2 separate regions of the Homo sapiens genome follow, and region 1 is linked to region 2. A link is an interaction called in ENCODE POLR2A ChIA-PET data of the cell type or tissue named here. Cell type or tissue: PC-9. All regions are shown on one strand. Links, peaks and the distances in the headings refer to the core of each region. The heading gives the core; the rest is flanking DNA.

Region 1 (6,652 bases), core at 1,462-6,461, 290 kb after region 2:
CACTATGATGGGTGTTAACAAAAAAAAAAAAAGGCTTTTTTTTATTTTTTAGAATTATCATGTAACTGAGTACATCACTTCTTAGTCCTCACTACAGGACCAAATTCAGTTAAGCAGAGGCCTGTATTCTGCTGATAAGCCAGGTATTCCCGGGCAGAGCAAGGCAGTCAGGAAAATGTAGCAGGATCTCCTGAACCACGGATGCTAGGATCACACAGTAAAATGCTTCAGAAAGAGGGGTGCAGAGAGCAACAGGAATGCTCTCCAATGGCCTGCAGCAGGTTTTGAGAAGAAAACATGACAGGGAACAGGGGTGTCCGCCCTGCTCTGGGCAACACCCGCTCTCCTACTCATCTGCAGCCCCTGGTGGCTAGGTCCATCCAAGGCACTGGCAGGTGAGCTCAGCTTGGGGAGATAGTTACGAAACTGACATGTGCGTGGAACTAGGCGAGGCGCCTTACTATTTATTTACAGACTTCATAAGCATCTATTCTAAAATTACTCACTACCAATTTTACAAGGCAAAACTCTATACTGTCCTCACAGCTTTAGCTGAAAACAACTTTAAAAGGGGAAAAATGAAAACTAGACCACAAAGGGTTGGAAAAATCTTGCAGAACCAGCTCTACCACTTAAGGTTGTTTGCCGCTCTGTAATCCACATCGAGCTAATTGTAAGATTTCCCTGTAAATTCAGACTCTTGAGGTTTTCACAAGAAATAATCTGAGAAGAGTCCCTAGCTTCCCTCATCCATTAATTTCTAGACAAGAGTTTTACAAAAGGCAGAAAAGAAACAGCCTTGACTGGAGTATCGCAGATCCTAAGGAAAGAATGCCCTGCTTTGAGCCTGGAGATAAATAGCACCACCCCCTCTTTAAAACTAAACATTAGGGAATGTCTCATGCCTGTAATCCCGGTACTTAAGAGGCCAAGGCGGGTGAATTGCTTGAGGCCAGGAGTTCGAAACCAGACTGAGCAACATGGTGAAACACTGTCTCCACAAAACAACAACAACAACAAAATACAAAAATTAGCCCGGTGTGGTGGGTGCAAGAGCCTGTAGTCCTAGATACTCAGGAGTCTGAGGTGGGAGGATTGCTTATGCCCAGAAGGTTGAGGCTGCAGTGAGCTAGGATGGTGCCACTGTACAACGGTCTGGGTGACAAAGGGAGATGCTGTCTTTAAAAAAAAAAAAAAAAACAAAAAAAACACTAAACATCAGGGCCTGCATGGCCTCACAAGCTGCAGCGGGGTGAGACAGCTACAAAGAGCAAAGGGGTGAAGACACCGGATGGAAAGCTACAGGTGCTCAAATGGCCCACAGGGAGGCGGTCTCAGGAGGGGGTCAGAAAAGGCACTGGGGAGGGAAGGCACAAGAGGGGGGGCACGAGGAGCCGCCTTCCCAAGGGTGGTGGTTCTGCGGGGCACCTGGAAGGGGATGGCAGACAAGCTGCCCACCACGGTGGGAAATAAGGACACAGGGGCGGAGCGCGTCTTAACAAGAGGATTTAAGATTTGGCGGAGGGGAGCCACGGGGAAAGCTGAAACCGGGGTTTACATTCCTGGGAAATGCCAGAGCCTGGCCTCCCCTGCGCCTCCCCTGCGCTTCCTCTGCAGCCTGTGAGCTCCCGCCCACCTGCTGTGGCTCGCACGTGTGTCCTGCCGTCTTCCATGGTGTCCTGAGGACACGGAGGCTCCCCGCGTGTGCACACCAACGCCTCCTCCCGCCCTGCTGGCCGCCTGACCTTGGCTGACCTTCTAACGTGCTGGTTTCCCTCCCCCGCCCCACCAGCCACTCCCTTCCCGCGCCCCGCAAATGCTGTGCTCACCCCACAGCCTCAGCCCTGGGCCTCCAGCTCTTGCCTTTAAATTCCATCCTCAGAGATGCGTTGACGCACATGCCAGGCATTAGGAGACCTGTGGCCAATTCCGACCTTTCCCCTCAACCTCTTGTGTTCAGTCCACGTGTTTATTAAGCACCTACTGTGTGCCAGGCACTGTGCTGGGCAATGAAAACTCAGCCTAGACAGGACAGACCCACTCTGTCTCTTACTCAAGGGGTCTGAAAGGCACCGCGTCCTCTGGACACAGTGATGCTCCTCTCGCCAGCCGGGGCTCTGACACAGCCCCTCTGCCACAGGTCACGCGCACATGGGGCTCATCCTGGTCTCCCCCTACCTGCCCCCACCAGCCATTCCCACATCCCAGGTGGAATGACTCCCACTCCTTCTGGCCTTTGCTACCTGCCCAAGTCCATGCCCCAGGCCCTTTGCCCCCTCGCCCGCCCTCGGAAGCCAGGAAGTCTCCACCCCAGCCGCACCATCTCCTGCGGAAGCGTCTCCCAGGGCATGGCCCAGATCATGCCTACAGCTCTGCTGGCATCCAGGGGCCTCTCCTCTCCTGTTCTCGCCCAGGTTTCCAGCCCTCTCCCCACTCTCCCGTTCAGATTCAGTCCTCAAAAGCATCAGTGCGCAAGGCCCTCTTGCTCCCGTTCTGTCCCTTCCCAAGCCACTGCTCCCATCCCCCCACGACAAATGGCCCCAGTCCTTTAACTCCCACGTCAGAGGGTTCCCCTCCTGGGAGCCTCTCTCCATCACTCCCTACAGCCAGCTCTGCCCTGTCAACCCCTAAAGCACTTCATCATCCATTCTGAGCTTTGCGGCTGATGGTATTTAACTTAAACCAACTCCTGCTTCAGTAACCCCACCCATGAAGGTCTCATTGCCAAGTGAAGGGCTCCAAAAAACAGGATCAGGTTTGCAGTGGACACAGGGCACAGGGCTGGCTGTCCAGTGGCTGTTCCATCCCAGGGCACCAAGCGCTAAGGTGCCTGTCCTCAGTGTGTAAGATGAGCAAAGGGTCCCCAACACACAGACATGCCAGGTCCCTGGGGGAAAAGACTGAGACAGGAGAAAACAGCAAGTACAAGACTCTACCCAGGAAATGCCAACACATCACAGCAGCCCAGGGGAGGAGGCGCTGGCCCAAGATGAGGCCAAGGCTCAGCCAGGGACAGCAAAGGACAAAAGCCAGCTCCACTACAGGCCTACACAGGTGCCGTAAAGGGACTGGGGATGGATGCAACAGGTTTTAACTCTACAGAAGGAAACTCGGGTCCCCAGATAAGTCTAGAAGGACTGGACTCTGGATTCCTCAACACAGAGACAACAGCTAAAGGCACAAGTGAATGATTCTACTCACAAGTTGGCTTAAAAAGAGAAAAGCTCGCCTGTAATCAAAGCACTTTGGGAGGTGAAGGCAAGAGGATCGCTTGAGGCCGGGAGTTTGAGACCAGCCTGGGTAACATAGCGAGACCTCATCTCTATTTTTTTTAAAAAAGAGAGGCCAGGCACAGTGGCTCATACTTGTAATCCCAGCACTTTAGGAGGCCAAGGCGGGCAGATCACTTGAAGTCAGGAGTTCAAGACCAGCCTGGCCAACATGGTGAAACCCCATCTCTACTAAGAGCTGAGATCGTGCCACTGCACTCCAGCCTGGGCAACACAGCAAGACCCTGTCTCAGAAAAAAAAAAAAAGTTGCATTTGGACTTTGAGTTGATTTGATTTTCCGTGGTGATCATGAATGCGTTCTGTATTCCTGAGGTGTTTTGCTTCCATATGCTTAATTCTCTAACATGGAGATGCATCAACAGTGACAGATGAAACATCAGGTTGCTTACCGGGAGGTACCTTCCAGAATGCGTGTGACGGAGCCACCACGGGCAGCAGCATCCCGCTCCTTCAGAGGGCACTTTGGATGCTCAGTTTCCCAGGCAGACTGTTTATTAAGCGTGGCCGCACAGAAGCCCTCCCCTCCCAGTGTGCCCACGGTGACCTGGTTGAAGCCACACACCACGTGCTGAGGTGTTGTGGCTGGGGCAGACCTAACACCTGTGCCTCTTGTGGCTGCCGTGAGTGGTCACAGGTGAGAACAGGGTGGCAGGTGGGCCCCTGGTGGGATTCAGAGTGCACAGAGTGAGCACCTCCCTTGATGCCTGGGGCAGGGCGAGCACATTACGAAACCCTTGAGTGTGTCCGCTGATCAACACTTACTCCAGCCATTCCTTCCCTTCTCTGATCTTTCTGGATTTCAGGTAATTTGCTTTTCTCTCTCTCTTTTTTTACTTCTATTTTTTCAAGACAGAGTCTTGCTCTGTCTCCCAGGCTGGAGTGCAGTGGCACAATCTCAGCTCACTGCAGCCTCCGCCTCCGAGGTTCAAGCCATTCTCCTGCCTCAGCCTCCCGGGTAGGTGGGATTACAGGCACCACCACGCCCGGCTAGTTTTTGTATTTTTAGTAGAGATGGCGTTTCGCCATGTTGGCCAGGCTGGTCTCGAACTCCTGACCTCAAGTGATCCACCCACCTTGGCCTCCCAAAGCGCAGGGATTACAGGCGTGAGCCACCATGCCCAGCCCCAAATACAACTTTTATGAAACTTTTTGAAACTTCTTATTCCTATATGCCTTATTCCTATATTCCTATATGCCATGGCGCCGCCTTTGTAGGTTTTGAAGTCAATAAAATGCTTAGAGGGCAAAGTAGAACCACCTTTAACTCAACGTTTTGTGCCTTGTATTGTGTACACTGACTCAGGATTGAAATTCTCCTGATTTCATTGTTACCAACAATTTATTTAACGAGCTGTTCATTGTCTCAACGGTGAATGATCAGCAAACAACTATGCCTGCTCATTTATCTACTCTAGTTTAACTTTTTTTTAAGAGACAGGGTCTTGCTCTGTCACCCAGGCTGGAATGCCACGGTATGATCATGACTCACTGCAGCCTCCAACTCCTGTGCTCAAGTGATCCTCCCACCTCAGCCTCCCAAATAGCTGGTACTACAGGCAAGTGCTACCACAACTGGTTAGTTTTTGTTCTTGTTGAGACAGCGTCTCACTCAGTCACCCAGGCTGGAGTGCAGTGGTGCAATCCCGGCTCACCGCAACCTTTACCTCCCAGGTTCGAGATTCTAGTTCCTCAGCCTCCCAAGTAGCTGGAAATACAGGCGTGCACTACCACACTCAGCTAATTTTTGTTTTGTTTTTTTTTTAAGTAGAGATGGGGTGTCGCCATGTTGGCCAAGCTGGTCTCGAACCCCTGGCCTCAAGTGATCCACCCACCTCAGCCTCCCAAAGTGCAGCAATTACAGGCGTGAGCCACCATGCCCAGCCTAATTTTTATTTTTTTAGTAGAGATTGGGGTCTCACTATGTTGCCCAAACAGGTCTCAAATTCCTGGGCTCAAGCAATCCTCCCACCTCAGCCTCCCAACATGCTGGGATTACAGGTGTGAGCCACCATGCCTGGCCTCCTCTAGTTTAATTTGAGACCTTGAAATAAATGTTCCAGTCTGCAATAAAGGGTCCCATATGATTTTTTTTGACCGGAGGCTGTAAAACAAGCATTCCAAATCTCTCTTCTTTTGGTCGACGTCAAGGTCGCCTGCGTTGCCAAGGTCTCTCAAAAACACGTGCTGCTTTCCCCTGAATCCACTGAAATGGAAGTCCCATGAGGGCCGGTGCAGTCATTTGCTCCAGTACCCACTACCTACCATTGTGCCTGCTTTCACTCAACAAACCATAAAACGTTAGCTTAATGAATGAGTGCGCACGTCCCGTGGTGGCCATCATTAAATAGCATGCTAGTATCTCCACACTCCAGGGTGCACGCACACCCTTCGGCGTTCACAAACATCCTGAGCCTACCAACTGCGTAAGAATGAATGTGGAAACGCTCGGACGCTGGCTGCCCCCAAAAGTACAGGCTGTGTCATTGCTCTCTGACAGGGGACTCCCTTGTCATTTGACAACAATACGCTAAAGTAGACAGGATTGCCAGTAAACATTTAACAGCATGAGAAACATGATAACTCCACACAGTGCACTTCTTAAAGGAGCAGCCAGGCAATTTCAGCTGAAAGAAATGAAGATTTAACTTAGCTAGTCTGCACGAACATCAGTGCCTCCACCACATCAGGAAATATGTTCTCAAAAGGTCATGTGCACACACATCCACTGCAAAGAAGAAAAACAGTTGTTCTGGGTTTCTTGACAAATCAGAACAACCAGTCTATAATAACAGCAACTGCTGGCGGGCATCTGTAGCTCAACAAACCGGACTTTGTGCACCTGGCCTCCCACAGAAGTTCCACAAGGGGACCTCGAAATGGTGTCAGCGGAAGGACTGGGCAGCCACGGCAGGGGGAACCCAGGCCCCAGGCTCCTCTTCTATCTCCCAGGGCCGAGGCTAAGGCAAAGCCTCATTCTCTCTGGGTTTTGGTATCTTTGTGATAAACTGAGAGGATTGGTCTGATTTTGGTCCGATTCTACAAAACATTTAAAAAAAAGATATACATCATGAATAATACCATGTGGGAGATAGTATTTCCCTTTTTTACTTTTTTAGAAATAATTAAGGTGGCTCATTAAATATTAATATATCATGAAGCACCCCCAGTTGAAACATGAAGCTTAAATAAGTATTAAAAATAACTATCTATTAGGCTGGGCACAGTGGCTCATGCCTGTAATCCCAGCCCTTTGGGAGGCCAAGGCAGGTGGATCACCTGAGGTCAGGAGTTCGAGACCAGTCTGACCAATATGGTGAAACCTCATCTCTACTAAAAATATAAAAATTAGCTGGGCATGGTG
Region 2 (7,894 bases), core at 1,382-6,381:
TGAGTAATCTGAAGGCAAATACGCGAACCCAACACAGAGCATCATGAGAGAGGAATGCGGAGAGTGCTTTTATGTTTGTATGTTTGTTTGTTTTGAGACAGAGCTCTGTCGCCCAGGCTGGAGTGCAATGATGAGATCTCGGCTCACTGCAACCTCCGCCTCCTGGGTTCAAGCAATTCTCCTGCCTCAGCCTCCCGAGTAGCTGAGACTACAGGCGTGCACCACCACGCCCGGCTAATTTTTGTATTTTTAGTACAGACAAGGTTTTGCCATGTTGGCCAGGCTGGTCTCAAACTCCTGACCTCAGGTAATCCACCCACCTTGGCCTCCCAAAGTGCTGGAATTACAGGCATAAGCCACCGCGCCCGGCCTGGAGAGTCCTTTTGAGAAGGGCACGGCCAACTCCAAAAGCCTATGGGAGGTTAGAGCAGCACACCCGGGCAGACCACCACCCCAATGTCTGCAAGCAGGTCCTGAGGATGGTCTCTGTTAGAAGGCCACAGGCTGGAACTGTCTGTGACCCAAGGAAGGTTTTTTTTTTTAGCATACCCAAGGGCCATGGAGCCAATGTTACAGCCACAGGGACCTGGTTGGGGTTGAGGGCTCTCATGCTGTGGCTCTGAGTCCACATGCACCTGCACTCTGCTGCCTTCAGGATGCAATCCCTCCCTCAGCCACACGCAAGGCCCTTCCATGCCAAGGCTCCTTCCTCCTCTTGGCCTTACCCGCCACTCTTTCTCAGGACCCTGTGCTCTAACAACTCCCATCTCGTGCGGGACCCCAAAGAGCCAGGCCTTCCTCGGCACTAGGCCTCCACCTGCGCCGCCTGCCTGAATGCCTTCTCGTCCCAGGGAACCTCATCTCCTACTTCCACCCCATCCACCCTTCCCAGACCCTCTCAGCAGCTCTGTCTCAGGAAGTGGCACTGTCCCTAGTCCTAGTTTCCAGGTTTGAGTTTTCACTGGGTGCCCACGCTGTGAGCTCTCTCTGAATGCTGGGCCATAGGTCCCTTTTGCCCTATATCCCTAGAATTTGTCCTGTATTCACAGGGCTGCACGTCACGTTGGATGCCAGAGTCCTGGATGTGGCCCATCCTGTCTGTGACGGGCAAGTCTACTCCTGGGGACAGCCCAGGGTGCTGGACAGGCCTGACAATGAGAGTTCTATCCTTCCGAAACCTGCTCCATGGTCCCAAGGAGGCACGTCCAAGTGAGAGTACCCACCCACCCTGCTATGGTTTGTCTCCACCAAAACTGCTACTGAAATTTGATCCCCAGTGTGGGGGCATTGGGAGGTGGGGTCTAGAGGGAGGTGTTTGGGTCATGGCAGTGGATGCCCTCATGAATGGCTTGGTGCCATTCTCCTGGCAGTGAATGAGTTCTTGCTCTGACCAGACTTTAGGGACTGGATGAGTTCCCTTGAGACTGGGTTATCATAATGCCAGGAACCTCCCTGGGTTGTCCCTCTTGGCACGCATCCACCTCCCCTTTGACCCTATCCGTACTGTTATGATGCAGCATGGAAGCCCTCGCCAGGAGCCAGGGCCATGTCCTTGAACTTCCCAGCCTGCAGATCTGTGAGCCAAATAAACCTATCTTCTTTATAAATCACCCTGGCCTCAGGTGTTCTGTTGCAGCAACAGAAAACAGGCTAAGGTACACCCTGGACGCTGAGAGTTGGAAAAACTGTCTCCGGGCCCCTGGGCTGGGGAATTTTTGTGGCCTGAGGCTTTTGCAGCCTTTAACTACACACAGCGATTTGAGGTAGTCTTATCAACTCCCAGCAGCCTGAATAGGGTAACAGATGCCTTGTGATCGGGTTCAATGTTCATTGTATCTGTTTGAAATAATATCCGGCTTTCAGACTGGTCTGAGAAAAAGTCTGAAAAAGCCTGTCAAATGGCCTAGTTAAATGAAGCTATTTTTAGGACGATTTCATGAAGAAGGCAGCGTCTCTGTAAGATAAATACCCAAACTGGGCCTCTGCAATACAGTGCTGGGTGCAGGGAGTGGGGAAGGGTCAGGGCTTCTTAAATGATGAAACATCCTTCTGTATCATCTCAAAGTGAAACCTCCAAGATCTGACAGAAAAATTGCTGTGCAAAGATAGTCTAATACTACAAATGGTAATTAAAAAAATTAAAAGTGTTAAGGGTCTTAAAACATATCAGAAAAGGATAATCACCAGTCAATGCAGAAAGCTGCTACCTTGACGCCCTGTTGAAGAATTCAGAGCGTAAACTCCTTCAGACACAAAATAAAAGCTTGCAAACTTTACTTAAGGCAAATTGCAAGGATTTTTTGTGTTGTTTTTTTTTTTCTTTTTGAGACAGGGTCTCACTCTCACCCAGGCTAGAGTGCAGTGGTGTGATCTTGGCTCACTGCAACCTCTGCCTCTTGGGCTCAAGCAGTCCTCCCGCTTCAGCCTCCAGAGTAGCTGGGACTAGTGGTGTACGCCAGCATACCTAATTTTTTTTTTTTTTTTTTTGGTAGAGACAAGGTTTCACCATGTTGCCCAGGCTGGTCTTAAACTCCTGGGCTCAAGCCATCCACCCGCTTTGGCCTCCCAAAGTGCTGCGACTATAGACATGAGCCACTGCGCCTGTCCCAAATCACAAGTTTTAAACACAATTTTGTACTTCAGTTAGTTACCTATCGTGTATTTCCAATGTCCACATACACAGGTCAAAACTGCCCTGGCTACCGTCATTCACTCATTCACTAGCTCCACTAGTGTTTCAGACCCCTAAAAGTTTCCTGGTGCTGGAATGGGCACATAGAGATGCAGGCTTAGGTCCTGCGTATCTCATCTATGTCATAGATTTAAAAGATGACAATGAAAATACATAGCTGCTGCGTACCCACAACAAGATGTGCAGAGGTTGACAATTGCCTAAATCCTCCTCTGAATGCATCAGCAGAGCTGGCTGCAGAACTTGGGAGGTGGATGGGGACTGGTCCGGCTGGTGAGTGAAGAGACACTGAATGTGGGTCTAGGTGAGCACTTTTCCTAATGGCTCCAGTGTGCCCCTATATAAGCCCTCTCTTTCTTTAATTCTGGCTATTTTCATTTGAATACTTCTATTCTGTTTGAGACTACTGTTATTTGGATATTGTTGGCATAGCTACTTCTGTCTTCCATGTCATTTAACTTTTCTTTTATATTTTGCTATTTCTTTATCCTTTTCTTGCTGCCTTCTGGATCAAGGTTAACTTGATCTAACTGGTCTTTAGCTATTTATTTATTTATTTATTTATTTATTTATTTGGAGACAAGCTGGAGTACAGTGGTGTGATCACGACTCAAGGCAGCCTCAGTCTCCTGGGCTCAAGCGATCCTCCCACTTCAGCCTCCCTAACAGCTAGGACTACAGGCGCATGTCACCATGCCTAGCTAATTTTTCTATTTGTTTTTTTTTTTTGGTACAGATGGGGGTTTGCCATGTTATCCGGGCTGGTCTTGAACTCCTGGGCTCAAGCGATCCTCCCACCTCAGCCTCCCAAAGTGCTGGGATTATAGGTGTGAACCACTGCACCTGAACTATTTTCTACTTCCTCTTTCTGGAATTCCTATTAGGTGGATGTTGGAGCTCCTGAATTGATCTCTAATTTTCTTTTCTTTCTAACATCTACATCTATATCTTTTTAGTTACTTTCTGGGAAATATCTTCATCTTTATTTTCCAGGCTTGTGTTGATTCTTTTATTTATTTACTTAAAAACATTTTGTTTATAGAGATGGGGTCTTGCTATGTTGCCAGGCTGGTCTCGAACTCCTGAGCTCAAGCAACCCTCTGGCCTTGGCCTCCCAAAGTGCTGAGATTCCAGGCATGAGCCATCAGACCCAGCTGGCAATGTATCCTTTCTTCTTTGCTCCTAAGTTATTCAATTTTTTTACGCTGTTACTTCCACTTGGTCCATTTGAAAATTACCTGTTGGTTTCGCTTCACACTGCCAATATCTTCCTCTGTTTCCCTGAGTGCCTTTGTGGTGCTTTGTCTTTGTGGCCCAGCTGTCCTGCCTCATATCACACCCACTGTTGGGGTCTGGGTGTGTCTTTCAGAAGCACTGCCCTCCTCTGGGGCCCAGCTGTTTTTGCTTGTGTGTTTGGGTCCTCCAGGGATACCAGCCGCTCTTTCTGGCAATGTACACGGTGGGAGGACAGAGAAGCCAGCCCTGCTGCGTGTCTCTCAAGCGAATTGAAGGAGAAAAACACACGGTAGGCATTCAATGCCTTTCTGCCGAACATAGGAAGGAAGGGAAGGGGATGGCCCCCATCTCTGAGATGCCTTGCCGATGACTCCTCCCTGCTGCTTGGCAACCAGGAAAACCCTCTGGCCAGGTAGCTTACTTAGCCTTGACTCTTCCGGGAGCAGCAGCAACAGGAGGACACCGTCTCCCTGGGTGCAGCTCCCTGATCTTGGGAGTGCGGAGCTGAAAAGCTGGAGGCGTGGCTGCCTGGGGGTGCTGGCCCGCCCCTGGCTGCTTTCATCCACTCCTCACTTGCGACCTGGTGTTGCCAGTGGCCAAAGGCCCAGGCATAGAGAAGAGCAAAGTTCCAGGGGCCCAGCTTTACACAGAGGCCGGCTTGGCAGGGCTGGGGTCCATGTGGGTCGAGTCCAGTTCCTGCCAGGTTTATGGGGCCTGGGTGGGGCTTGGGCACCTCCTGGAAAGTGCACACTCTCTGGATTTCTTCTCAGATAGCACATGGCTTTGGATTTTCATCAGGACACCGAATATCCGGAAAACCACGCCTCATCTCCAGAAGATTTCACATCATTTATAAAAAAATCAGTCCCACTGACGCGGGAAGGTGCAGACTTGGCAGTGTGAGGCAATCCTGGAAGTGAATTTCAAGTTTTCCATCTCCTGGTCAGTTGTGCTTTGGTTACTAAGCAACTGCTAAACGGACCAAAATACTGAATGTGATAACAAGGACTGCACTTACCTTTCATGACAAAAGCAACTCTCTTTCCCCAGGCTTTCGAATGACAATGACGACACCACACTCTGCAGTTGCAGGGCAGGCCTATTCCATACCAGGGATTGTGGTGACAGCCAGGCTCGGAGGGGCTGCTGTCTCCATTCACAGAAGGGACCAGAAACCACAGGAGGAGACAATGGGAGGAACCAGGGATGCAGTTGGCGAGGAAACGCTCTGATTATTATTTTAAAAGTCGGCCAGATGCAGTGGCTCATGCCTGTAATCCCAGCACTTGGGGAGGGCAAGGCAGGTGGATCACCTGAGGTCGCGAGTTCGAGACTAGCTTGGCCAACATGGTGAAACCCCGTTTCTACTAAAAGTACAAAAATTAGCCGGGTGTGGTGGTGCATGCCTGTAGTCCCAGCTACTTGAGGGGCTGAGGCAGGAGGAGCATGAGCCAAGATGGTGCTACTACACTCCAGCCTAGGTGACAAAGTGAGACCCTGTCTCAAAAAAACAAACAAACAAAAACAAACAAACAAAAATCTGTATGTTTGTTACTCATTTTTCTGAGAATTCTTTTTTATTTTTGATACAGGGTCTGGTTCTGTTGCCCAGGATGGAGTGCAGTGGTGCGATCATAGCTCACTGCAGCCTCCAACTCTTGTCCTGAGCTCAAGTGATCCTCCTGCCCCAGTCTCTTGAGTAGCTGGGACTTATAGGTGTGCACTAGCAAGCCCAGCTAATTTAAAAGAAAAATTTGTTTTTTAGAGACAGGGGTCTTACAATGCTTCCCAAGCTGGTCTTAAACTCCTGAACTCAAACAATCCTGCCTTGGCCTCCCGAGTAGCTGGGACTACAGGTATGCACTGCCACACCTAGCTAGTTTTTTCTTTTTTGTAGAGACAAAGTTGATCTTGCTATGTTGCCGAGGCTGGTCTTGAACTCATGGCCTGAAGCGATCCTCCTGCCTTAGTTTCCCAGAATGCTGAGATTACAGGCCTGAGCCACTGTGCCTGGCCCATTATTAATTTTTCTAAGGAGGTATTCTTTTTTAAAAGCCGAAAGAAAAATACAACTAGCTGAGTAAGTGCGATCGGGGGCTTTGGAAGATGTGAGTGTGGCCATCAGTGTTTGCAGACCAGGACCAAGGAGGCGGGTCTTGCTTTGGGGCACCTCCCAACCAGGTTTTTTTTTTTTTTTTTTTTTTTTTTTTTTTGAGACAGAGTCTCACTCTGTCGCCCAGGCTGGAGTGCAGTAGCACAATCTCAACTCACTGTAGCCTCTGCCTTCCCAGTTCAAGTGACTCTCCTGCCTTAGCCTCTCCCAAGTAGCTGGAATTACAGGCACACCCAATCACAGCTAATTTTTGTATTTTTATTTTTATTTTCTGAGATGGAGTTTCGCTCTTGTTGCCCAGGCTGGAGTGTAATGGCATGATCTCAGCTCACTGCAACCTCCATCTCCTGGGTTCAAGCGATTCTCCCTGCCTCAGCCTTCCGAGTAGCTGGGATTACAGGTATGCGCCACCACACCCGGCTAATTTTTGTAGTTTTAGTAGAGACGGGGTTTTATCGTGTTGGCCAGGCTGGTCTCGAACTCCTGACCTCAGGTGATCCACCCGCCTCGGCCTCCCAAAGTGCTGGGATGACAGGCGTGAACCGACGCGCCCAGCCCCACCCCAGTCTTAATCATCCACTTTCTCTCCAAACTGCTGCCTCCTCCCCCCACTGAATTAATCCTGCCTGACAAACTGTCTGCAATAAGTAATACAAAAATGCCCAGGGGTTAATACCACAACTGTAAATGTAATCTTGGAAGCGCAGTAATGAATTAAATGGCATGTGGTTTCATGGTGTGAGTGTCAACAGTATTCCAAAGATTTTTCATTCTCTTCATGCTGAAGGCTCAACTAACCACATCAGTATCTGCAGCCTGACATTGGTCTAAAATCATTTATTTTCCAAAGTCTGTAATAACCGCACATATTGTTTGCTCAGCAAAATGATTTATTATAAAAATTTAGATCTCTCACGTTTTTATGAGCTGACGAAACAGCTTCCACTGATCTATTAACCTGCCCGGTATTATGCTCAGCTCTGACTTCAAATAGCGAATAATTTCAGTTTGGCCTAGAATATGTAGTTCGTTCAATCAGTTCACCACAGATCATTTCAGGGTATTCTCTGGGCTAACACACAGTTTTTATGAGGAACTGAAAAGGACATGGTCAAGGTCGATGGAAGGGAAATTATATCCACGCTGGAAATTCTAGTATTTACTTTCACGCAAGCCTCCTGGGGGCTAACGCGTGGCATCGGGGCACGGTGTTGGCGCATATTTCAATACCCAAATAAGCACGCTGGCATCAGGAGCTGTTAAAACGAGCTGTTAAAACAAAGTATATCTACAAGGCAGTTGGAAAAACATACAGAGCGGCCTTCAAAGACTAGTGTATCTTCTTAGACTTGATTCATAAGCCAATAGTCTCGGCCGGGCCCAGTGGCTCACGCCTGTAATCCTAGCACTTTGGGAGGCCGAGGTAGGTGGATCACTTGAGACCAGGAGTTTGAAACCAGCCTGGCTAACATGATGAAACCCTGCCTCTACTAAAAATACAAGTATTAGCCGGGCATGGTGGCGAGCGCCTGTAATCCCAGCTACTCGGGAGGCTGAGGCGGAAGAATCGCTTGAACCCCGGTCACAGAGGTTGAAGTGAGCTGAGATCGTGCCACTGCACTCCAGCCTGGGTACCAGAGCGAGACCCTGTCTCAAACAAAACAAAACAAAAAAACAAAGAAAACAAAAAAAACCCACCAATAGTCTCAATACCAGATCATAAAGTTCTTTGGCATTGAAAGGAGAAATATCTACAGATTAATTCTTCCTGCTTTAAAAGAAAAGCTCCAGTTAGGTTTGATCAAGCGAACTCTCCCCTTCTACCCCAGGGCTGCACGTGATGACCTGCTCTG

Evidence for each region. ChIA-PET counts read pairs that join two places held together with the same protein. Peaks named below come from ENCODE experiments on the same cell type or tissue, not always from the same donor. Only the 100,000 strongest peaks of a DNase experiment are listed, where the experiment ranks them.
Region 1: POLR2A ChIA-PET joins it to region 2 with 5 read pairs; 3 of 35 experiments call an interaction of 5 or more read pairs at or near these places.

Annotation. Positions count from the first base shown.
Region 1 is chr7:101,864,702-101,871,353 of GRCh38, reverse strand. The region is part of intron 1 of CUX1 (cut like homeobox 1); the gene reads right to left. Among named protein-coding and RNA genes, the nearest start is that of CUX1, 50 kb to the right of the region's middle. In PC-9, for the core only: no CTCF peak of the experiment used is centred there; no DNase peak of the experiment used is centred there; H3K27ac peaks cover 555 bases.
Region 2 is chr7:102,149,975-102,157,868 of GRCh38, reverse strand. All of the region lies in intron 8 of CUX1 (cut like homeobox 1), which reads right to left. Among named protein-coding and RNA genes, the nearest start is that of SH2B2, 130 kb to the left of the region's middle. RefSeq lists an enhancer at 4,335-5,040 and a silencer at 7,544-7,685. In PC-9, for the core only: no CTCF peak of the experiment used is centred there; DNase peaks (open chromatin) are centred at 4,348 and 4,898; H3K4me3 peaks cover 1,328 bases; H3K27ac peaks cover 3,069 bases.